3 separate regions of the Mus musculus genome follow, and regions 2 and 3 are each linked to region 1. A link is a loop called in an ENCODE intact Hi-C map of the cell type or tissue named here. Cell type or tissue: heart. All regions are shown on one strand.

Evidence for each region. Hi-C counts contacts between places; a loop is a spot of excess contacts. Peaks named below come from ENCODE experiments on the same cell type or tissue, not always from the same donor. Only the 100,000 strongest peaks of a DNase experiment are listed, where the experiment ranks them.
Region 2: it touches region 1 in a loop (3-fold over the local background); 3 of 42 quality-filtered maps call a loop at or near these places.
Region 3: it touches region 1 in a loop (3-fold over the local background); 2 of 42 quality-filtered maps call a loop at or near these places.

The regions. Positions count from the first base shown.
Region 1 is chr11:69,096,824-69,104,823 of GRCm38, forward strand. It overlaps Per1 (period circadian clock 1), which reads left to right and starts at 2,126. Exons shown (of 23, transcript NM_011065.5): 1 at 2,126-2,185; 2 at 3,686-4,093; 3 at 4,182-4,280; 4 at 4,373-4,527; 5 at 4,628-4,749; 6 at 4,852-5,053; 7 at 5,164-5,215; 8 at 5,341-5,483; 9 at 5,851-5,929; 10 at 6,002-6,108; 11 at 6,281-6,434; 12 at 6,530-6,638; 13 at 6,726-6,857; 14 at 7,019-7,124; 3 more. The coding sequence starts at 3,819. In heart, a CTCF peak has its summit at 3,166 (motif pointing left); DNase peaks (open chromatin) are centred at 268, 2,018, 2,578, 3,268 and 9 weaker places; H3K4me3 peaks cover 4,936 bases; H3K27ac peaks cover 4,663 bases.
Region 2 is chr11:69,393,785-69,401,784 of GRCm38, forward strand. It overlaps Cyb5d1 (cytochrome b5 domain containing 1), which reads right to left and starts at 1,562. Exons shown (of 4, transcript NM_001045525.2): 1 at 1,350-1,562; 2 at 1,188-1,264; 3 at 844-1,062; 4 at 1-84. The coding sequence starts at 1,509. Naa38 (N(alpha)-acetyltransferase 38, NatC auxiliary subunit) reads left to right here and starts at 2,007. Exons shown (of 3, transcript NM_030083.2): 1 at 2,007-2,188; 2 at 2,393-2,576; 3 at 2,736-2,887. The coding sequence starts at 2,108. The coding sequence ends at 2,848. It overlaps Tmem88 (transmembrane protein 88), which reads right to left and starts at 4,450. Exons shown (of 2, transcript NM_025915.4): 1 at 4,232-4,450; 2 at 2,732-4,097. The coding sequence starts at 4,441. The coding sequence ends at 3,828. Kdm6b (KDM1 lysine (K)-specific demethylase 6B) reads right to left here. Exons shown (of 24, transcript NM_001017426.2): 17 at 7,975-8,000; 18 at 7,731-7,879; 19 at 7,479-7,593; 20 at 7,209-7,396; 21 at 6,923-7,064; 22 at 6,412-6,538; 23 at 6,156-6,326; 24 at 4,724-6,065. The coding sequence ends at 6,042. In heart, CTCF peaks have their summits at 3,941 and 7,601 (motif pointing right); DNase peaks (open chromatin) are centred at 2,007, 2,307, 3,167, 7,657 and 8 weaker places; H3K4me3 peaks cover 5,777 bases; H3K27ac peaks cover 5,778 bases.
Region 3 is chr11:69,912,486-69,920,485 of GRCm38, forward strand. It overlaps Neurl4 (neuralized E3 ubiquitin protein ligase 4), which reads left to right. Exons shown (of 29, transcript NM_001013414.3): 29 at 642-1,339. The coding sequence ends at 846. Gps2 (G protein pathway suppressor 2) reads left to right here and starts at 1,535. Exons shown (of 10, transcript NM_019726.5): 1 at 1,535-1,948; 2 at 2,267-2,376; 3 at 2,448-2,560; 4 at 2,654-2,733; 5 at 2,823-2,905; 6 at 3,146-3,299; 7 at 3,380-3,469; 8 at 3,548-3,627; 9 at 3,713-3,808; 10 at 3,935-4,109. The coding sequence starts at 1,855. The coding sequence ends at 4,018. Eif5a (eukaryotic translation initiation factor 5A) reads right to left here. Exons shown (of 6, transcript NM_181582.4): 2 at 6,666-6,851; 3 at 5,432-5,536; 4 at 5,112-5,243; 5 at 4,943-5,016; 6 at 4,227-4,856. The coding sequence starts at 6,830. The coding sequence ends at 4,954. In heart, a CTCF peak has its summit at 3,429; DNase peaks (open chromatin) are centred at 626, 916, 1,486, 7,276 and 1 weaker place; H3K4me3 peaks cover 5,569 bases; H3K27ac peaks cover 4,157 bases.

The sequences.
Region 1 (8,000 bases):
TAGCTCTTTGGTACCTGGCCAGCAACCGTGTACAGTCTGGTGACGGGGAAAAGCCAATGCCAGGAGTTTTAAGACCCAGCTGAGGGAGGGTAAAAGTAGGTCCCGCAAAGAGAACCAGGCATGGGGGCGGGGGAGGGGGACCCCCTTCCTCCTAACTGTCTCTCCAGGAATTTTTGGCTTTTGTACAGGACCGCTGTCGTTGGGTTGGGGGAGGCGCCAAGGCTGTGTGCATGTCCTGGGCCATCAGCCAAGAGAACACGATGTTCCCTAGTGCGCTGGCCGCCGCCCTCTGGGGCTGGCCGCCTCCCAAACCGCTGCCTCTCCAGCCTCCCTGCCCCACATTCCCCAGCTGCCTCGCCCCGCCTCCTGCCTCCGCTTTGACGTCACCTCCCTCTCCTGCCCCCGCTTCTCCATTGACGGCAGCAGAGCCTGGTTACTGTGGGGGACTGATGAGGCCCGACAGCCTGGGCCTTGGGATCAGGTTGGGGCTGTTTGGAGTGCTGAAACCTTTTGTCTGTGTAAATGACAGATAGGGAAGTGGGCGAGCAATGGCTGCTTGGGTCAGAGGAATCACACCTAAATCCTTGAGAGCTGTGGAAAGAGAAAGGGGTCTGGAAAAAAAAAAAAGGACAGCACACGGTCACAACGCAGTACGAGGGGGCAGGAGAGCAGCATCATTTTCAGGAGGAGGAAGCTGAGCACTCAGCCTCCCGTGTCTTTTGTTTTCTGTGTTTCCCTGCTTCTGTTTTTCTGGGTTATTTTATAACAGGTCTGTGTCCCAGCATTTCTATAGAACCTTGTCTCGCCCGCCTCCTCTAAGGGAAACACCATTGTTAAGGAAAGCTTTAGCCACGTGACAGTGAGGGGCGTGCACTTAACAGCTGATTATGTCAGCCGCTGCGTGTTGGCCTCTTCACTTGCCACCTACGTTTGCAGGGAAGCCTGAGAACTACTCAGCCCAGGCCTAGGGAAGGGGACTCTGTCACTGTAGCTCTCCTGGACCCAGACTGGCATGTTGTCCCCCCCTCCCCAAAATCGAGTCTCTATTCTCTTTTTATGAATCAATGCTCTACTTTTCTTTTGAAAACATAATTTGTTGCCTCCTCTCCTGAGGCTCTCTCTCCCCTACCTATCCTTAATAGAAACAGAGCCATCCTGTTTACCGAGCATCTACTGTCAGTCCTGACGCTGAGACGTACTTACCTTACTGCTGAGAATACAGTAAATGAGACAGATGGGCTTGCTGCTGGGTTCATGAACCTTGGCTTTTGTATTCTAAGCAGCAGGAATAAAAAGCCCAATAAAAAGCCCTTGCCACCCAGCCACCCATCCTTTTTCTGCCTACTGCTGCAACTGCCCTCTCTGCTGCCCCTTTTGTAGTACTGGCTTCCTGGTCCCCACTTTTGGGGCAGCCCTAAATGTGGGTGGCTGCATCCTCTGCAGAGGCAGCACTAGTCACCAAGTAGGCTTCCTGGAGACCTTTTCTCTGATTGGCTAGTGAAGCACCTGCTTTTGTTTCCTTTCACAGTAGCCATTGGCTTTCCCTGTCCTTTCCGTTTGTCCGTATCCTTCCATCACCCACTCACCCCTTAACGACACGTGGGCCCTCAATTGCCCTTCTCTCAGGATCTGAAGGGTCAGAGGAAAGGGTTGGATTCTTTATAACAAGGCTGGGGAGAGGCCAGGGAATGTCAGTCTAGGTTTTTCTCTCTCCCACTTCCCTTGGGTAGCAGACATTTCATTCACCCGGCACCAGGACAGGTGTCTTGTTCTGCCAAGCTGGTCAGTTTAGGAAGTAGGTTTCTCTTGAGCACTTCCTGTGGCCCAGGTATCCTCCCTGAAAAGGGGTAGTTTCCCTCCCTCACTTCCCTTTCATTATTGACGGTGTGAGACATCCTGATCGCATTGGCTGACTGAGCGGTGTCTGAGGCCCTTCAGCCCAGCACCAGCACCCAAGTCCACGTGCAGGGATGTGTGTGACACAGCCCTGACCTCAGTGGGGGCCAGTAGCCAATCAGATGCCAGGAAGAGATCCTTAGCCAACCGGGGGCGGGGCCTGCGGCTCTTCGGGCAGAAGGCCAATGAGGGGCAGGGCCTGGCATTATGCAACCCGCCTCCCAGCCTCGCGGAGCTTCTGGGTTGCGGGCCGAAACGGCAAGCGGATGGAGGGCGCTCGAACGGCCAGGTAGGGATCCCTGCTGCAATCCTAGGGTTAGTCTTTGTCCCGGAGCTTGGCCGCCACTACTTCCAACGTGATGGGTCGCTTTCAGCTCTCAGAGAGCAAAACAATAATCTGCCTTTCCTGTCACTATCCACCCTTCCCCGCCCCTGGGCCCTAGGTGTTCAACTCAACCCGTCACGGGTTGTCTGCGTTTGTTATTCGTTCACCTAATCTCCTCCTCTGCTCCTCCAGAGCAGCCATCCTGAACCTAAGAGACCTTTAGCGAACACGACCCCTTTACACATTGCTCGACACTCGGGAGTCCATGGGTTTGCCCTAGCCCAAAGACCCCCTTCAGGCTTCTGCGCTCCCTGTCTTCCTCCCTCCAATTCCTGGCCTCGTGCCGGTCGTGATGTCAACCGCTTCAGGCTGGAACATCCTGTTCTCAGCGCTAGTTCTTGCTGTTGGCCACAGCCTTCCTTCCCTTTTCTCCTGGCGCTCAGAAAATACTTGGGATGGGGGTGTGGTTAGACAGGGAGTAGAGGAAAAACTATATATGCTGGTTGTTGTGTGTCCCCTATCTATGTGGTAGTAGGGTTAACTAGAAAAGTAAGGGACGAAGGAAGATGCCTGAGTCGTTGCCTATGGCAAGTGGTAACTCCAGTCCTGGTGTTTGGGAGTGGGCAGGGGCTTGAGAAAGAAAAGCAGTGTCTTGATCAGAATAATGTTCGAGGCAAGAGCGAGGATGGGGGCGTTTCCACAAAGAGCAGAGGCCGAGTGGGGAAGCTAGGACTTGCTCCTGGAGTTCCTCTAGTTTGTTACTCTTCACATGGCTCCTAGGCTCTTTGGGCCCTGGGAATTTGTTATGGTGGGTGTTCTTCTCCTCCCCGCTGCCCTGAACCTTGTTAGCCAGTATGAGGGTGTGTTGGCCAGTATAGGACTGGGTCTGTTTCCCACTTCCACGAAGATGGGGATTGGGGGAGGAGTCGTTCCTGCCCTCCTGTGGTCCCTCCAGCAACCGCTGAGCTCAGCGGCTGACGTCGGTTTCCCTGGCGACCGCGGCTGTGGCGGAAGCGCGTGGTGGGGCCAGGCACATCGGCGCGCATGTGCAGCGGGGGTGGCACCGCCCCCGGATAAAATTAGCCCGGAAGCCTAAATATAGGAGGCGATCAGCTCACCCCCTGCTCCGAGGCCTCAGAGTCCCAGACCAGGTGGGGACCTGATGAGAATTTGGGCATAGGAAACCTGCAAGCTTTGACCCTCAGCTACTGTTCTAGTCGATTGTTCAGGCTGTACTCATTCCACACTGGCAAGGGGTGTAAGAGATGGCCTACGAGAGCTGCCTTTCTACCTGTGGTATCCTTAGGTCCCCCTAAGGAAATAGAACATATTTCTATTGCAAGCCCCAGGCCTGAGTCACAACAGTGAGGGGCAGGCAGAGGAAGGACTGGGTGTAGCCAGCAGATGCTGTGGGGTTAATAGCTCAGCTTTTGCTAAACATTCCTTTTTGGTTTCTTTTTCTAGGTGTCGTGATTAAATTAGTCAGCCCTCAGAGACAGGCGTCCTACCTCCTTTATCCAGACCTCAAAAGCCCCGTTGTGCACCCGTGGTGGCTTCTTCACCTTCCCTGTTTCGTCCTCCACTGTATGGCCCAGACATGAGTGGTCCCCTAGAAGGGGCCGATGGGGGAGGAGACCCCAGGCCCGGAGAACCTTTTTGTCCTGGAGGAGTCCCATCCCCTGGGGCCCCGCAGCACCGGCCTTGTCCAGGCCCCAGCCTGGCTGATGACACTGATGCAAACAGCAATGGCTCAAGTGGCAATGAGTCCAACGGACCCGAGTCCAGGGGCGCATCTCAGCGGAGTTCTCATAGTTCCTCTTCTGGCAATGGCAAGGACTCAGCTCTGCTGGAGACCACTGAGAGCAGCAAGAGGTGTGTACGAGTGTATGTGTGTGTATGATGGCATGATGCTGCTGACCACGTGGCCCTCCCTCACCTTAGCCTGTTCCTTCTTTTCTAGTACAAACTCACAGAGCCCATCCCCACCCAGCAGCTCCATTGCCTACAGCCTCCTGAGTGCGAGCTCAGAGCAGGACAACCCATCTACCAGTGGCTGCAGGTGTGTAGGCTGAGGGCTGAGGGAGATGCCTGGGGGCCGGGCCAGACTTCGGGGCTAATATCTTTACCCCTTCATTCCTGTGGGTCCTGCAGCAGTGAACAGTCAGCTCGAGCCAGGACCCAGAAAGAACTCATGACTGCACTTCGGGAGCTCAAACTTCGACTGCCACCAGAGCGTCGGGGCAAGGGCCGCTCTGGGACCTTGGCCACACTGCAGTACGCTCTGGCCTGTGTCAAGCAGGTTCAGGGTGAGTGAGTTGTGCTTCCTGGCAGGGTCTGGCCAGGACTTGGACTACTGTAGGGGCCTTTCTCCTAACTGAATATGGCTTGGATTCCCTTCTCCTACAGCTAACCAGGAATATTACCAGCAGTGGAGTCTGGAGGAGGGTGAGCCTTGTGCCATGGACATGTCTACTTACACCCTGGAGGAATTGGAGCATATCACATCCGAATACACACTTCGAAACCAGGTCAGTTACAGCTTGGGTCCTCAGTTCTAACCCCCCTCCCCGCCCCCCCACCCCCCATTCCTACAGCTCCTAAGTCTTCCCCCGGTCTTGGTCTCATTCTAGGACACCTTCTCTGTGGCTGTGTCCTTCCTGACAGGCCGGATTGTCTATATTTCGGAGCAGGCAGGTGTCCTGCTGCGTTGCAAACGGGATGTGTTTCGGGGTGCCCGCTTCTCAGAGCTCCTGGCTCCCCAGGATGTGGGTGTCTTCTATGGCTCTACTACACCATCTCGACTGCCCACCTGGGGCACTGGCACCTCTGCAGGTATAGTGCCCTCGTCCCTGTGGAGAGGACTGGAAGCTCTCATGTTGTGGGCTCTTCTTGGCTCAGGACAGAGATGGCGCTCTGGTCACTTCCATTCCCTTCTGCTTTAGGTTCAGGTCTCAAGGACTTCACCCAGGAAAAGTCTGTCTTCTGCCGAATCAGGTAAGGAGGGGGTGTAGGAGCAGGCCTCTCTCCTACTCGTCCCTGCTATCTGTAATGTGGTCTGTGAGAAGGGGGTGGGGCAGCTTTCCCCTGGAAACCTCTAATATTCGTCTCTCCCTTGCCAGAGGAGGTCCTGACCGGGATCCAGGGCCTCGGTACCAGCCATTCCGCCTAACCCCATATGTGACCAAGATTCGGGTCTCAGATGGAGCCCCTGCACAGCCGTGCTGCCTACTCATTGCCGAGCGCATCCACTCTGGTTATGAAGGTGGATAGGCTAGGGCCTGGGCCTGGGGGCTGATGGGAGGAAGGGTTCCCTCTAGGATGGGGTGAAGGTCAAGATGAGAGTTTGGGAGGCACTAGCTGAGTCCTTAGGGTTAGAAAAGTATTATAAGGCAGAGGGCTCAGACCCTGCTCCGAGGTAGGGTTGGATGAGGTCCCTGAGCTGTGACAAGTGAGAAAGTGACTCTCAGTGTCATCTCTGGTGTGAGTCACCAGATGACTCAGTCTCTGTGGGCCATAAAGCCAGGTCTGAGCTGGGAGGGAGAGTGCCAGGCAACCAGACTGGAGGCAGAGAGGAGGGAGGGCGGAGGAGCTGGACATCACGGGTGCGACCTATGTGTTCTCTGCCGCAGCTCCCCGGATCCCTCCTGACAAGAGGATCTTCACCACCCGACACACACCAAGCTGCCTCTTCCAGGATGTAGATGAAAGGTAAGGCAAAGACTTGGATGAGGGTGGGTAGCCAGGGCCAAGGCCTAGGTCTGACATTTGCTCCAATTTCAGGGCTGCCCCACTGCTGGGTTACCTTCCCCAGGATCTCCTGGGGGCTCCAGTACTTCTCTTTCTACATCCTGAGGACCGACCCCTCATGCTGGCCATTCATAAGAAGAGTGAGTTCTCCTGGTCCTGCTCGCCCTTCCAGCCCGTCCCCAGGACTCCTTAACTGTTGTTGTGATGGTGTCTCTCGATGCCGTGGTCTCTTGGATATCTCTGTGTATGTCTTTCTCTGCTTTATTCGGCTCTCCCATTCACTGATACCCACTTTCTTTCCTGCGCCCACAGTACTGCAGCTGGCAGGCCAGCCCTTTGACCATTCCCCTATTCGCTTCTGTGCTCGGAACGGGGAATATGTCACCATGGACACCAGCTGGGCCGGTTTTGTGCACCCCTGGAGCCGCAAGGTGGCTTTCGTGTTGGGTCGCCATAAAGTGCGCACGTAAGGGAACTGTGTCTCCACGCTGGTGTTGGGGTGGGTGGTATGGACATGGCATGGGTAGGGAAAGGACTGAGTTCTCCTTTACAACCCCACAGGGCACCCCTGAATGAGGACGTCTTCACTCCCCCAGCCCCCAGCCCAGCTCCGTCCCTGGACTCTGATATCCAGGAGCTCTCAGAGCAGATCCATCGATTGCTGCTGCAGGTAAGAGTTGAGGAGGGCTCAGGAGTGAAGCGGTCAGTCAGGAAGAGGCTGTAGAAACTAACCAATCCATCCTTCTCCTTTCTGTAGCCTGTGCACAGCTCCAGCCCCACGGGGCTCTGTGGAGTTGGCCCTCTGATGTCCCCTGGTCCTCTACACAGCCCTGGCTCCTCCAGTGATAGCAATGGGGGGGACGCTGAGGGGCCTGGGCCTCCTGCTCCAGTGAGTAACGGCTTCCACGGCGCCTTTCCTGTTGTCCATTCCATTGTGCATCATCATTGCCAGTCCCTCGTGCTACTCCCACCCAGCCTCCTTGGTCTTCCTGACCCCCGGGCTCCTGGCACTGCCACCCCAATGCTGCCCAGTGTTCTACTGTCCCACAGGTGACTTTCCAGCAGATCTGTAAGGATGTGCATCTGGTAAAGCACCAGGGACAACAGCTCTTCATTGAATCTCGGGCCAAGCCCCCACCCCGGCCCCGCCTCCTTGGTGAGTAGGTACCACCATAGACCAGGGATGAGGTTCTCCTGGCCTTCATTCCCAACCCATTTACTCTTTTTCTTTTACCCCAGCTACAGGTACATTCAAAGCCAAAGTCCTTCCCTGCCAGTCCCCAAACCCCGAACTGGAGGTGGCCCCAGTTCCTGACCAAGCCTCGTTAGCCTTGGCCCCTGAGGAGCCAGAGAGGAAAGAAACCTCTGGCTGTTCCTACCAGCAGATCAACTGCCTGGACAGCATCCTCAGGTAAGGCCTGTCTGCCATCACCTTCTCCTCGGCCTAGCTTTGCCGGCCCAGGCCCTGCCCTTAACCCCTTTGCTCCATCCACCCCCAGGTATTTGGAGAGCTGCAACATTCCCAGTACAACCAAGCGTAAATGTGCCTCCTCCTCCTCCTACACTGCCTCTTCAGCCTCTGATGATGACAAGCAGAGGGCAGGTCCAGTTCCTGTGGGGGCCAAGAAAGGTAAAGACCCAGTGCATGCCGGGCTCCCCTTGCCCTGCCCCGGCCTGTCCCAGGCCCTTACACTTCTGCCTTAGGGCTCCCCTGCTCTCCCTGCCCTCCTTTCCTGCCTCCTGATCTCCAGGTTCCTCCCTCTAGCCAACCCTTCCCCACTCCTCCCTGGGATTCCCTCTCCCAGGGGCAGGGGTGGTAACCAGTGCCGTCTCTCCGCACAGATCCGTCGTCAGCAATGCTGTCTGGGGAGGGGGCAACTCCTCGGAAGGAGCCAGTGGTGGGAGGCACCCTGAGCCCGCTCGCCCTGGCCAATAAGGCAGAGAGCGTGGTGTCCGTCACCAGTCAGTGTAGCTTCAGCTCCACCATCGTCCATGTGGGAGACAAGAAGCCCCCGGAGTCGGGTATGGGCGT
Region 2 (8,000 bases), 300 kb after region 1:
GTATTTCCATGTGTAGCTGGCAGCATGTGCATTATAGGGGAGATAGCGGTGTAGGATTTCCCACATTGATTCCTGAGCCCCCACCTGAAGAATACAGAAGTGTCCACCTCTAGAATTCTGCTTGGAACAGACACACAGATACACACACACACTCCAAAGGCCAGAAGGGTCCTTAAACCTAGATCTTTCAGGATTTGCTCTAAGGAAACTGGGAATAATAATAATAGAAGAGAATCAGTCGGGGCTGGTGAGATGGCTCAACAGATAAGAGCACCCGACTGTTCTTCTGAAGGTCCTGAGTTCAATTCCCAGCAACCACATGGTGGCTCACAACCATCCCTAACAAGATCTGGCGTCCTCTTCTGGAGTGTCTGAAGACAGCTACAGTGTACTTACATATAATAAATAAATAAATCTTAAAAAAAAAAAAAAAAAAAAAAAAAAGAAGAGAATCAGTCACCAGAAATGACAGAGCTTGAATCAGAGTGCCTCCATTACCAGATAGCACTCTTCAGGCATCCCACAGTCCCAGGTAAGGAAAGTTGATGCTACAGCATACTATAAAGACACCAAGTCCTATCACTTCTAACAAATAAATGACTCAATAGAGTCAAAGCTGGTGTCTCTCATTTACAATGGGTCCATAACAGCATATAAACCCTTCCAAGGACCACCACCAAGATGCTGGCCTAGAGCTATGAAGGAGACTGAGGGAGCTGTAATACAAACATACTTCTGGAATTTCCAACTCTGGGTACCAGGACCATCTGCTTTCCTCTGTCGTGTTAACTCCCAGAAATGATTTCTGGTTCCTCTAGTACGTCCCCAGGCGCCAGAGCTCACCTGCAGTGTGTGCTCCTGCGTTGCAAGAGTGTTAATAATACGGATGTTCCGGGTCCGAGCAGACAGTCGTCCCACCTGGTAATTTGCCCCCTTCCACCAGGGTACTCCGAAATCATTGGCCCAATCTGAACGGGGCAGTGGCGGCGGGATATGTACGAAGCGGCCCCGCGGGGTACGGTATCTCATGCAACCAGTGAGTGGATCTATATGCTTGCGAATCTTCAAAAGCAAGGATTTGGAGAGACGGATCGGAGCAATCACTATTTCGAGTTCGAGTTATTCCCCGCCATCCCTCCTCTGCTCTCCAGTGCCGCTTCCACCGACCCCATACCAGCAGAACTTACGTCTCTAGTCTGTGGATCAAACCAGTGACTTATGTCCTGGCCTGCGACCTCCAGGATGGGTTTCAACAGTAGGTCCCCTAAAAAGAAACAGAGGCCGTCAATGGCCGGCCACCCAAGGGCCAGAACCAGCTCTCCAGCCCTTCCCTACCGTGTGTCCCTTACCTTTGAATTCCTCGACAAGCGGTGTTAGATTGTAAACAAATCCCAGGTAAGACACCCATAGGTCCTCGAGCTGGTTGTGTTCCGCTACTTCTGACGGCGTGAAATACCGACGTTGAAAATTATCCAAGTCTGGCCCGGCTACTAGGCCCCGGCGCGGCATGGCTCCTGGTCTACAAGAGGCACAGGCTCCCTCAGCTACCTTCTCGCTCCTCCGCAATCTTAAAACTATCAGGTCCAAGAACTACCTGAAGTGCGTTTGTCGCTGACATGGAAACCATTGTCCCTTTCCGGCCACCGGCCACAGTAGTTAGTTATACGTAAGTAGGGCGGGGTTTGGGCTGCGCGTGTCCACCGGAAGCATTCCGGATTCCGGCTTCGAGCCTACTGTGGTTGAATTCATTCTTAGAGGAAATGAAGACAGTCCGTTTCATAACGGAGTGTAGGCTAGATGAGTTAGGGGTAACAGAAAGTATCGACGAGGAGACTAGAATAGAGGGTTTTTTAATCACCAGATTTCAGGCGTTTAAAAGCTGTTTAAGCAATTGCAGGTAAAGTTCTCGCGATATTCTTCTCGTAGCCCAGTAGGCATGTAGGGACCTGGCATGAAATAAAATCTCGCGAGATCTGCAGTGGCGGAACCGGAGGCGAGGAGGAATTGTGATCTCACGAAAGCGCTTGGGAGCACTCGCGAGATCTGACGCGCCGATCCCCCAAAACGCTCTTAGGAAGTTTAAGGCCCAAAAGAGGTCCCAGGGCCAATGGCCGGAGCTGGGCCGACCATGCTACTACGAGAGGAGAATGGCTGTTGCAGTCGGCGTCAGAGCAGCTCCAGCGCCGGGGTTAGCGTGGGCTTGGTTTCTGGACGAGCAGTCGGGGAGCGACACCGGGCGGGGAGGGGAAAGGGGGTGGCGAGGTTGGAAAGGAGAACTACAATTCCCAGCAGCCCACGGGCTTCTGGCAGCGCCGCGAGGGCAGCTGGGAACTGTGGTTCCTTGGGCGTGCTGCCGATCCTAGGTGTCTGAGTGCTTGTCCTGCCCTAGCAGGACTCTGATGGGGAACAGGAGGACTCGCCGGCCACGCGTGCACGGCAGCAACTAGAGGCATTGCTCAACAAGACCATGCGTATCCGTATGACAGATGGAAGGACACTAGTCGGCTGCTTCCTGTGCACTGATCGCGACTGTAATGTCATCCTGGGCTCTGCGCAAGAGTTCCTCAAGCCTTCTGGTCAGTGTCCAGGGAATACACACCTACCTCCTCGGGAATGCGGCGGAAATTCACTGCAAGGCATTTCCTCTTGCAGGCCTTACTGCACCCCCTTATTTTCTGGGGGCGAGACGGATGTTTGCCTGCTGTTCTGATACTGACTTTTTTTTTTTTTTCCAGATTCATTTTCTGCGGGCGAACCCCGTGTGCTGGGTCTGGCCATGGTACCAGGACACCACATCGTTTCTATTGAAGTCCAAAGGGAGAGTCTGTCGGGGGGCCCGTATCTCTGACCACAATTGCACTTCTCTTTGAGACCATTAAACCCTATGACCAAAGTGGCCTGTGTCTGTGTGTAGGTCCAATGTCAGGGGAGGGCTAGCACACCCCACCCTTAGAGGTTCATCAGAGTTCAGGAGCTTCCTCAACCTGCCCCAATGCCTAGAAGAACCAAACCCTCCCTCAAGTTAGGAGCTTAAGGCAGCAGGCCCTAGGGTGGGCCCCTCCATCTTCCCTCCCACGCTCCTGCTTCAGTTTCTAGCGGGAAGCGGTGTCATCCTGCCCCGGAAGATCCATTGTTTCCCACCCCGGCCTGGCAACACTCAGTTCCTTTAAGCTGGGGTCAGAGAACGGGCTCGGGTCCCCAAGGGGAGCTGGGTAGGCAGCCGAAACAAGGCCCTCTCTGCGCTATTAATGGGGAAGTGACTTTGGGGTCAGGGCCAGACAACTCTGGGGTCTGATCAGGAAGAATGGACTAATGCGATAAGGAAAAGGCAGGATGCTGAGAGATGCTCTCTGATTTGCCCATTTGTAGTCTTGAGGATTCGTTTCCTACTCCTGAGCCCAGTGCAGGAGCGATTGGATATGTGCCACCCCTGTATTCACAGAGTGCATTCATTTTATAATTTTTTTTTATTATTTGTGATGGCTTCTCTCTTATTTGTGTGAGCCCTGTCCCTCAGTCCTGTAAATTTTGGAGGAGCTGCACCAGCAAAGGAAGGCACAAGGTCCAGCTCTCTTATTTACAATAGGGAAGGGAAAGAAGATGTGCAGGGTCCAGCCCAAACGTTCAGGAATCAAATGTGAATGACGTTTCTGGGACATGGGAATTTTCGCCAGCTCTACGTCCACATTCAGCTGTTCCATCAAAGGGATGGTAGGATCCGGCTCAGGCCGCGGTAAGGAACCGGCTTGGGCAGTACACCCCTGGGCTTGTTTCAAGTCCTTGAGAGACCAGGAGGGCAATCGACAGGATTCTTGACTCTAAGCACCTCAGACCCAGACCTTTCCCGGTGTGGGAACAGACCGAGAACCTGGTGAGACTGGGATTTGCTTCGGCTGTGGGATGCGCCGGCGCCTGTAGAGGGCTCGGCTGTAGGGCACGAGGCAGTCGGCCAGGCGGAGGCGCAGGCAGAGGCGGCGGTAGGTAGCCAGGGCAAGGACAAGCAACGGCACGAGCAGTAGGAATCCAGTGACCAACAGGGCTGTGAAGCCTGGGTCCCGCAGATGCGAGGTGCAAAGGGGTGCCTGAGAGCGCAGAAACTGTGCGGATAAGAGACATCAGAATGGGCCACTCTGCCCAGGAGGAAACAGCCCAAGTGGGGATGCAGTGGCTCAGACACCCCCCCACCCCCGCCGCCCACACACCACTCACGCATACCCCTTGGTATGCTTACCTGGGAGTGGCAGAGAAAGCCGAAGCCTAACATGATGACAGCAGGTAGCAAGATGGTCCCCAGCACCAGTGCCAGCAAGAGGAGATTGAAAACAGCCACCAGCAGATTCTGAGCCGTTACTAGCACTGCACAGGCCCAGCAATCTAGGGGATCCCGAGGCTCTGGGCCGCCAGCGAGAACGGGGCGCTGGGCTCCGGGGACCTCCGCCATGGCCTGGTTGGTTCCCGCCCCACACGACTGCAGTCCTTATAGCCCTCTTTCCTGCCCCTCCCCCGGGGCAGTCTCTCTGCACCCCGCCCCCCACTACCTTATCCTGGAATGCGGCTCTGGGATTAGGCATCCCCATCCTAAGGGGCAGACTGTGGGTCTGGACATTCCACAGGCTCCTCTGAGGAGGGGCTCCCCACCTCCGGAGGCTGCATCGCCCTCCCCTTAGCTCCTCGACCCTTCAACTGATATGCTTCACAGCCATCATCAAAACACAAGGGTCTCTTTTTTTTTTTTCCTGCTTTTATTTTTAATAATATTCTCACACAAAAATCACCGAAAATAGGGTAGGAATGGGAAGCCCCCCTCTGCCCCTGGGGCAGAGAGACAGTGCAGTGCGAGGGGGCGGGACTGTAAACCCCCCCACCCCTCCGCAGCCCCAGCGGGGGGGAAAAAAACCGAACTAAGAAAATGAAAATAAAGCCCCAGAGAAAATCACCCCAGGGTGTCCCTGCCCCAGAGAGGCCCTGCCCTGGGATGTTTCACGCCTTAAAAAAGGTGTGTGTGTGTGTGTGTGTGTGTGTGTCCAATGTTTTTAAAATGGCCGAGGCTGGGGAGGACAGGGTTTCTTTTCCTCATAGTTCTTTAAAACTTTTTATTTTATTTATTTATTTTTTTTACAAAATACCATTTCAGTTCCCACTTCTTCCCCTACAGTACAGGAGTCGCTCACCCTCAGGTGGGGTCGGGGTTGGGTCGGGAGTGGGGGTACTGGTCCAAGAAAGTGCAGGACGTAGGGGAGGGGAGCAGGTTTGAGCACCATGAGAGCCCGGCTGGAGCCGCGGGCGGGCGGAGACAGACGGGCCAAGCCCGGACATACTGGGGCGCAGGGAAGGCCCAGGAGTGGGCCTCCCAAAGAGGCAGGAGGGATGGCTTGGGGATGTAAGAGGTCGGGTTTTCCCAAAAAAAGAGAAAAAAAAAATGAATAAATAGAGGTGAGTGGGACTGTTATAAATTAAAAACCAAAAAACAAAAAGAACAAAAATACGAATCATAACCAAGTGAATAAACAAGAGACATATACAGGGATCACAGCTAGCATTGGAAGTAAAAAAAAAAAAAAAAAAAAAAAAAAAAAGGAGGTCCAGGGGTAGGGGTAAAGCCCATAGAGAGAATCTCATTAAAAACCTCGGCTGCCGAACGTCTATGTACACAACGAGCCGCGAACGTCTGCGCCGGCGGGCGGCGGGCGGGCGCGCGGCGGGCAGGCTTGAGGGAACCCGTATGTGACCCCCGCCGCCGCCGGAGCCTGGTCCTTGTGTCTGTTGCTAGAAAGGCCAAAGTCGGTGAGGGGAGGCGCTGGTGGGCGAGAGGCTGCCAGCCCCCTCCCCGTCTCCCATTTTTTTTCCTTTTTTTTTCCTCGTATTTGTTAAAAAAAAAACATTTTTTTTTTCTTAATAAATTAAGTGAGGGGAGCTGCCAATAGGGTGGAAGGGCTGGGCCCGACCCCCTTCCCGGCCAGAGGCGGGACCTAGGTCCAGCCCAGGCGTGTGCTGGTGGCCCCGCCGCGCCCAGCGTGGGCGGGCGAGCGGGGCGTCCGGCCTCATCGAGACGTGCTGGCGGGAGCCTGCGGGGAGAAAGTGGGCAGCTTCAGTGGTGGGCGGATGGGGACCGGCCGCTCCCGCGCCCCCTCTGGAGCCCAGGCGCTCGCTCTCACCAGTGTGAAGGCATCGTAGGCCTGCGCCAGCTCCTCCGTGCGGTACTGCTCTAGCACCACCACGCCCTGTAGGCCCGCGCTGCGACGGCGCGCACAGCCCTCGCAGTGCACCAGGTACGTGTTTCGGCTGCCATTCTCACTTGTAACGAACAGGATGTTGAACACCTCCACCTGGCCAGGAGAAAGCGGCTGTCACTAAGAAGTCACTACTACTGTTAGGTCTCTTCCAGGCAGGGGGAAGAGCTTGCACACTTACGTCGCATTCGTTGCAGTAGTAGGCAGGCTCGTCTTTGACACGGCCTTGGTAAGCGATCTTCTTCCCTGCCCGCACCAGGCTCTCCCGCTGTACCTGACAGTGCTTCATTGACTGCAGGAGGCAGAACCTGAGCAAGACCCAAAGGGTGGGTGTTGAGACAAGGCTCCAGCGGGGTGCCAAGGCTGGAGGATGGCAGATGGGCAGGGGTGGAGCTCCAGAGACCCTAGCCCCACGGACTTCCCTGGGCAACCCTCCCTTTCTTTTCGTTTCTGAGTTGCATTTCCCGTCTTGAATATGTCACACTTGACATTTCAAGGTTTTGTGTGTGTGTTTGGACCACAGGAAACAACGGCTATGAGATGAGAGCAGGGCTTCTGTCATGTCCCCAGCACAGTGACACTTAAGGTCTTAAGGACATGCTGCAGACGCAGGGGAAGAATGGGGAGCCAGGAAGAACAAGGGTGGGGAACAAGCCAGGTGGGACGGGCTGGTAACCAAACAGGGGTCTCACTTGATCATCTTGAACAAGTCAGGATCGCTGATCTTGACCGTTCGAGCGACGTTCCAGGACACATGAATCATGGGCACAATGGACTTGACGTTCTTCACCTCGTTCCACTCATATCGCTCCAGGGCCAGCTGGTACTGATAGGCTGTAGGCCAGAGGAAGTCATGCAGGGGTCTCAACCAGCCCCCGGCCCCTTCTTCCCTCAGACTCTGATTCTCCAGACCCAGTTTTCCCCTCCAGGGTTCGCTCCTCATACGTACCCCATGATGACCCGACCCCAGCCTCTTACCGGTGAGGGGCCCCACGTTCCAGGCAATGTTGTTGCACCAGCCGGTAGCCTGCACCCAATGTACAGTCCCTGCATTAATCCACACAAGGTCTCCAGGGCGCTGCACGAAGCGGTAAACAGGAATATTGGACGCATAGAGGTCATCCAAGATTGGCCACCAGGAACCAGTCAAGTAGTCCACACCATGCCTGTGGAGAGGGCAGTCACAGGGTCAGGTGGGAAACCCAAGGACCCGAGGTGATAGGGTGACTTGCAAGGGGTGATGCGCACCGGTCGCAGAAGGCGCTGATGGTCTCCCAATAGTGCTCATGTACCGCGAACCACTCGCAGTCCCCAGGGCCAATGTTGATGTTGACTGAGCAGAAATTGTTATTCTCTTGGTGGCCTGCAGAGGGAGATAGAACGTCACAGAAGGTCTGATGCAGGCGAGCAAGGAGCGACAACCACGCCCTTTGCCCTCATTGGCTAAGGCCTAAGAGTGCGCGCAGCCAGCACAGTACGCATGCGCAGTGGAAAGCACACCTGGCGTTCGGCTGCCAGGGACCTTCATGTATAGCTGCACGGTGTTCATGCCCAGGATGGTGTGGCCCACGTGGCTGAGCATGTTGCCTGTGGATGTTACCCGCATGAAGGCGGGCAGTTTCAGCAGCTCCTGTAGCTGTGGCTTCCACCTGTGGACACAGGAATGCCGACGAAATTAAGAGGGTGTCCCAGACCAGTACCTAGCAGGGTTGCATCCCAGTTTCACTGGTCTAGCCTCACTGACCTCTTGGCATCAGACAGGTCGATGTT
Region 3 (8,000 bases), 820 kb after region 1:
TGTTTTTGTTTTTGTTTTTCTTAAAACAGGATGTCAAGTAGTCCAAGCTGGCCTCACATTCATGTTTGGTTTGTATCTGAAGCCGGCCTTGAACACTCAGTTCCTGGTTCCATCTCCATGCTGAGTGTGGATTAGATGAGTGCATCTGTAGGCCTGTTTTTCTGAATGTGTATGGATACCAAGTCTTTCAAAATATCCTGCACCAGGCAATGGGTTTGACCCCTTGTACTACCTAAACTGTGCTTGCGCATTGTAACAAATTCCTGGAGTCCTAACACTAAGTGGCAGGGTCAGTGGGTCGGAAGTTTAAGGTTGTCCTTCCTTTATAGGGAGGTTGACTCCAGCCTGGTAGAGACCCTATACTGTCTCCCAAAAGTGGGTGAAGTAGATGAGAAGTGCACTTGGAGTGTTTGGAAGACGTGAACTAGAGTGCCAGGGTAAATAAACACATGAAGAGTGCTGGGGAGGAGTTAGCTGAGCAGGCCAGGGGAGGAGAGTACTACATACACAATAGTTGGTGCTAAGCCAGTCACGGTGAACAGTATTTCCCAGAAAACAGCAAGGCCTGGGTGGAGGGGGCAGAATTAGCAGTCATGGACCTTGGGAGCCTTACTCTTCTCTCGTTTCTGCTTGGCTAACAGATTCCGGGACCCAAAATCCCAGCGGACACACCAGGCTCAGGTGGCCTTTCAGGTGTGTGTGCGCCCTGGCTCCTATACTCCTGGCCCTCCCTCTGCGGCCCTCAGAGAACTTCCTGACCAGCACTTCAGCCCATCGGAACTTGAGTGGGTCACTAAGGAGAAGGGAGCCACACTCCTCTATGCCCTGCTGGTACGAGTGGAATAAGGGGTGACATACCACTACTCCAAGCACAGCCGGGCCTCAAGCCCAGGACTCTTGAATGACGACTGCCTCCACCTCATTCCCGTGACTGAGAGCATGTCCAGTGCTGTCCTGGCAAGGAGGAGCACGTAGGCAGGCTTTGATTTAGAGCAGGTGTGAAGCACATCTCTACATTCAGGGCCCAGCACACTCCCTCTGCTGAGAGGGAGCCCAGCTCGTCTCGGGGTCCCCCCTTCATGCACTGACTTGGGGAACATGACTCCCTATTATTACCCTCCCCCATATCACTTAATTTATTTCCGTTTTTGTTTCTGGTTACTGTGAATCCCAAAGGAGTCTCTCTGTGCCCACATGAAGCTGCTTTTTCCGTGGCCACTGGGCGCCATGGGGAGGGAGTGGGTAAAAGGAAGGGCTGCCCGAGGACGCTGTGGGCCTCTGTACAGTTGTTACTGACTCTGATTTCTAAGGAGCCAATAAATACTGTCTTCAGAGCATCTGCCTCCGCCTCTGTCTCCCGCGGCCTCGCGAGTGAAGAGTTCTAGGGGCTTTATCATCCCAGGCCGCTCTGTAAATCCACATGGAGTTTGGACATCCCGGCACCCGTCTCTAAGCGCTTCCGCCTTCCCTTTCCTCCAATCGGCTGTGCCGTTTGCCGTCGTGACTCCGGAAGGATTTATCCTGGCCGCCGGATATGACGTAGAGGCCAAGGCGCGCCGAAGGCCTCGGAGAAAGCGCCGACAAGGCGGGTTGCGGGGGTTGGCGCCAGGGCTACGAGGGAGGGGCGGGGGCGCGGAGCCTAAGACCCTCGCACGCGCCCCGGCGCTGAGGCAGAGACCCCGGAGGGACGCTGGTGCCCGGGACACGTGATCGAAGTGGCGAGCGGGCGGCGGACGGGCTTCCGCTTCGGCGCGTCGCAGTCTCTCTAAGCTCCCACTTCCCTGCAGGCCCCGCCTGAGGTCTGGCAGTCAGTGAGAGTCGGGTGCCCACTGCCCAAGCGTCACCAACAGCATCATGCCCGCACTCCTGGAGCGCCCCAAGCTTTCCAACGCTATGGCCAGGGCTCTGCACCGGCACATCATGATGGAGCGGGAGCGCAAACGGCAGGGTGAGCCTGGGCCAGAGCGGGAGGACAGACACTCGGCTCAGGGTGGCCCTGCTACCCACGAACTTGCCCCCATCCACGGGCCCAGCTGTGCGCCTGCTGGCGAGGCTAAGAGGGAGGCAGCGGCGCCTTCGGGGTGTGAGTGAAGAGGCCCAGTCTAAGTTCCAGACCAGAACCCTGGGCTGGGAAGGACCTTGGAGAGCACCTAATGAAGCCAAGTTCTCCCTGTGGCTGTGATGGAGTAACTGGTTTTTGCTGGTCTTCAGTCTAACGCTCAGCTTATTCACACCGCCTTGCCACTTCCCCGTTCTGATTCTTCAGAGGAGGAAGAGGTGGACAAGATGATGGAACAGAAGATGAAAGAAGAGCAGGAGAGAAGAAAGAAAAAGGAAATGGAAGAGAGAATGTCACTAGAGGAGACCAAGGAACAGGTAAGTAGCCTCTCCACACTTGTTTCTCGATGCCTTCTTTTCCCTGCTTTAGCTGCTCGTCCCTCTTCCAGATCCTGAAGCTGCAGGAGAAGCTTTCTGCTCTACAGGAGGAGAAGCACCAGCTTTTCTTGCAGCTCAAGAAAGTTTTGCATGAGGAAGAAAAACGGAGGCGAAAGGAACAGAGGTGTGATGAGATGGCTAAAAGTAAAATTGTGCAGTGGCACAGGTGACAATCTAATAGCAAGAGGCTAACTGACCTGTCTTCCTTCCACTCCAGTGACTTAACCACTCTGACATCAGCTGCATACCAGCAGAGCCTGACGGTTCATACAGGAACCCACCTCCTCAGCATGCAGGGTGAGAGGACTGAGGAAACCGCCTAACAGGGGAGTTCTCCAGGAGGTCGCTGCCTATTTTAGCATCGTGAAACCTCTCCCCCTTTCTAGGGAGCCCTGGAGGACACAATCGCCCAGGTACTCTGATGGCAGCTGACAGAGCCAAGCAGATGTTTGGACCACAAGTGCTTACGGTGAGGGAAAGGTTTTTTGATTTTTTTTAACTCTTCAGGCTGGCTTTTTAAGTTACTAGCCAAGACTAGTCTTGAAATCTGATCCTAACTCCATGTCTCCTCCTTCTGTGGATCAGTACTGTTAATCCCAATCATTCAAGAACAAATATACCAAGCATGTGTATGTAGGAGCTGAGCGTAAAGGCATATATATATACATATGGGGTTTTTCCTAAGCAGTGAGCTTTCATTTCCCCTTAGACCCGGCACTACGTGGGATCAGCAGCTGCTTTTGCAGGAACCCCAGAACATGGACAATTCCAAGGCAGTCCAGGGGGTGCTTATGGGACTGCTCAGCCCCCACCTCATTATGGGCCAACACAACCAGCCTATAGTCCTAGCCAGCAGCTCAGAGGTGAGTGTTGTTCTCCTCAGACTAGGGGCAAGAAGAGCAAGAGCATCAAACCCTAACAGATCATCTCCCACCTTCCTCAGCCCCATCAGCATTTCCTGCAGTGCAGTACCTATCTCAGCCACAGCCACAACCCTATGCAGTGCATGGCCACTTTCAGCCCACTCAGACAGGTGAGATCCCCCTGGGCAGGAGCCCTACCTTCAGGAGTCCTACTGCCACCTGCTCATTTCAAACTCTCCTCCCCTCAGGGTTCCTCCAGCCCGGCAGTACCCTCTCTTTGCAGAAACAGATGGAGCATGCCAACCAGCAGACCAGCTTCTCGGACTCAGTGAGTATGGAGTCCTGGGAGGCCAAGGTGCTAAGATGAGGGGAGCCCCAGGATGCCTCCCTTTAAGGTCAGCTTTGTCTCCTAGTCTTCTCTGCGGCCCATGCACCCCCAAGCTCTGCATCCAGCCCCTGGACTCCTGGCTTCCCCCCAGCTTCCCGTACAGATACAAGCAGCAGGGAAGGTAAGGCTGGCAATCAAACCTACATATACTACCAGGGAAAGACTAACCTCTTACTGTAACTGTCCCCTCCCCCTTGTGCTGAGTGCTGGAATACCTACCCACTGATAAAACTCTTATCATTACCAGTCAGGCTTTGCCACCACCAGCCAACCTGGCCCCCGACTCCCTTTCATCCAACACAGCCAGAACCCAAGATTCTATCACAAGTAACCACCAGAGAGCTCCAGCCCACCCTCCATCCCTCAGGCTGGGGTCTTATGTGCCCCAAACCAATAAAATGTACAAAATGTACCCACCATCATGCCTGAGTGCTGTTTATTTGCTTCCTATCCAACTGCCTAAACCACAAAGGCTACTATGAAGTCTCAGCATTTCTAGATTCTAAAAGTACCTTTCAATCAACAAATAAACAACTGAGTTGGGGGCTTCATATTAAACTTGTAGTTTTATTCAGGTTTGATTTTTAACAAATGTGTCAGGGAGAGAGCCCACAGGAAAGGGTAAAGCCCGTGGGGGCAAGGCCTTCCCAGATGCCTGAGGAGGGATCGTGTCCCCTCCCCCCCTCCTCTTCTCACCACCCCTACAGGGGTTTGGGAAGAGACACAGGCAGGGAAGGGGCTGGTCCCCAGTCTGTACAGTGGTGCTTGGGGGTGAAGGACTATGGAGAACAGGGGACCAGATCGGGGATGAGTAGGATAAAGGGCACAAGACCATTTACCAGAATCCAGCTTTCTGATTCCAAATTGAATTAAAAAGAAAAAAAGGAGAGGGGAACCTAAACCACAAGCAGTACCCAACTCCCTTTCCCCCATCAGGGCTGCGAGAGAAGAGGCAGGGAGTTTCACCAAGGCCATGGCTCCCTCATTCCTGGCCAAGGGAGCTAGGTGAAGGGCAGGGTCTCCCCGACAGTTTGAGGGGGTGAGGAAAACCAAAATAAAACGTCAAATAAATTTGAATAGGAGTCCAGCCAAGGGCCCAGCCAGAGCAGAACCTGGCTGGGGGAGGGGCCTCTGTAGGCTCATGGATCACTGCTGCCACCACCGCCACCCTGGGCAAGAGAAAGAAATCATGTTTAAGATATAGGATGTAACTTCAACAGTAAGTGTGGGGACAGTGGGGGGTGCGTTCTCTCACCTGGAAGCCGGTTATTTTGCCATGGCCTTGATTGCAACAGCTGCCTCCTCTGTCATGGCAGACAGCACTGTGATCTGGAAAAGCAAAATGACAGTCCAGAGATGCCTTAACTGAAAGACTTCGAATTAAGGATCAAAGCAGCATACAAAGCAAGGAGGGGGCATCGTACCAGGATCTCTTCTCCACAGTCATACTTCTGCTCAATCTCCTTGCCAAGGTCTCCTTCAGGCAGACGAAGGTCCTCTCGTACCTCCCCACTGTCCTGGAGCAGGGATAGGTACCCATCCTGGATGCCAATCAGCTGGGAGAAGTTAAAAGCAGGTACAAGTAGGTTAAGTATAAGAGAATGGACAGACCAACTACAGTGACAGCAACTTCCTTCACTCCACAGCCTTTACCAGCTCCCTCTTTCCCCACAAGGTGCAGTCAACACCGCCCCCACATACACACTCTTCTAAGCCACCAATCATCTTCATCCTAATAACATACCTGGAAGTCATTCCGTTTGATGTTGGGGACATCCATATTATGAGTTGACGGGCAGATATCTTCATATTTCTTCCCAGTAAAAATGTCAATGCCAACCAGATGGACCTGTGTACATATATCATAAAGAGAAACCCAACAAATCAATTTTTGAAGTATGAGACAAATGTCTGTGTCACTTACTGCCTGAGAGGTGAGCGTGCCATGTTATGGGTAAAGATTAAGGAATTATAAATGAACCAAGTGAGAAAGATATACTAAAGTCTTCAAGGTCTTAAAAGATCACATCTGAAGGTTAGCAAGTGAGGGAAGTCAGTCTCAGGGAACTCATTTACATCAAGTCTCAAAAACTGACTGGCAAGACCTGAGGATATCACCCAACTGCTCACAACACTTGCCCAGCAGCACAGGGCGTTGGGTCCGATGCCTAACACATAAGCCAATCATGGTGACACATGCCTGTAATCCCAGCACTAGAGAGGTAGAGGTGGAAGGAAGTTCAAGTTTGACGGTACCCTGGAGTACATGAGACCGTTTTATTTTATTGGGGAAGTATCTGGGGAAAAGTTTCTTGGACAAACGTGGACAAGTGGAATAGGCTGAGAAAATGAAGCAAAGGAATGTAAAAGATCTGAAGACGATAACCCAGGAGAAGAGCAGAGGGACTGTGCAGTCAGTATGCAAGGAAAACAGAAGAGGAGCACGCCTTATATTTAATGTCAACAAAGGATAGGAAATATAACACAAAAATTTCAACTAGTCAGAAAGTCTAAGCTAAGAGAAAGAATGCCGTCTTAAGTAAACCAAAGAACAGTGGACAGTCAGCAGAAGGTAGAGGACATTGAGATTTATCACAACCCCAAAGGGGAAGCCAGAATTTGAAGGAGCAGCAGCAGTGATTAGAGAATGCAGACTGGAGCACCCCAAGAATGCTGCCTTGGGAGGAGGGGTCCTTGACTGGAGAAATCCTGGACAAGGAGCCCAAGGTCAAGAATAAGAAACTGAATATACAAACCAAAAGAAAACTAGCACAAAGAGGGAGGAAAAAAACATAGCATGACAGGTACCCTACAGAAGAAACTGGGAACAGTTTAGTTTTAAATTGGAGCAAAAAACTGGGTGCTGAACAAAAGGAAAACAGCAAAAGGGGTCAAGACTAGAGCCAACAGTTCACTGCCCAGAGTCCTAGGGGTGTGGGAGCTGCAGGGAAGGCAAGATGTTGAGAGGTGATTCTAACCTTGGCATGGCCATGCTTGCCAGTCTTCGAAGTAGACATCTCGACGATCTTACATGGCCGGCCTTTGAGCACCACAAAACCATTCTTACGTAATGCTGAGCACTGCATTGGGAAGGTGGCTGAGGCCCCTGCATCTCCTGTCTCGAAGTCCAAATCATCTGCCATTTTAAGAGGCTTCGATTCCAACTAAAGCCAAGAAGAGAACTAGGGTCAGTAACGATGGAGGTTAAATGAGATCGCTGATCTATCCCATTCCTCCCTAAAACACTGATCCACTTCCCCTTCATTCATTACCCACCTAAATAAAGTTGCATTTCCTGCTTTGAAACTGGAGTCAAACATATTGAAGAGCTTGAGTATTGGGGGTAAAACAGCTGGGGATCCCCTGGGCCCCCACAATGACATCTAAAGTTGTGGCTAGGGAAAGGAAGCCTCCTGGGAGTTGGGATGCCAAATCCCAGAGATGAGGAAAGGGCTACTTCCCGGGAGCGAGTAGGACTCAGGTGTTACTCGCCACTGAAACCAACCACCCCCTCTTCCCCACACTCTGCCAGGACTATAATTAGGTGAGCAGCAATGAGCCAGCTGAAGGGCGGGGCTAATGGAGGGGTGGAGACGGAGGACAAGGCCCCACCCAGTTGTTACACCACCCCCCCACCCTGTCCACACACAAGCCAGTCATTGGTACAGGAAACCACAAGGCCTCTTTGGGGGATTCCCGCCTCCAACGTGCACTTGCAGATGCAGTCAAGGGAGAGAAAGTAGTTTCCTAAAGGATCCCACTGCCAAACATTTCGATCTCAGTTCCCGAAGGGAACTCAGCCTTTTGTCGATGGCCCTCCCACTTTTCCCAGGATGCACCAGTCCTGTCGGCTTTTCAGGCCCAGCCTGTACAGTCAGTAGAAAGTGAGGGGTGGTGAATGACAATAAAATGAAAGCAAAAGATTCGTAGTAGTAATAGAAATCGTACTAGGCTGGCAGAGTAAAGGACTTTAAAACACAGTAACTCCCAAACAAAACACGACAGGGAAGGCACTGGCATGGTGAAGATCGAAGATCACCGCAGGGGAACTAGAAGCTCACTACTTTCAGGCGCTGTCGGCATGGGCCGAGAAAGAGTTGGGCATCAGTCCAATCGCCCTCAGTTTCCCCACTTTTCCCGGTTTCCCCAGCAAAGCAGTACCACTTACATCTGGCTGGACGTCTCACTTCATATGAAGACTGAGGGATGAGCTCCAGAGGCCCATGAGGCTGGGGAACACTAACATATGCCTGCAACGGGCCCTGCGGGATGAGTGAGACCCAAGGGTAGGGTCTCTCCCGCACGCCAAAATC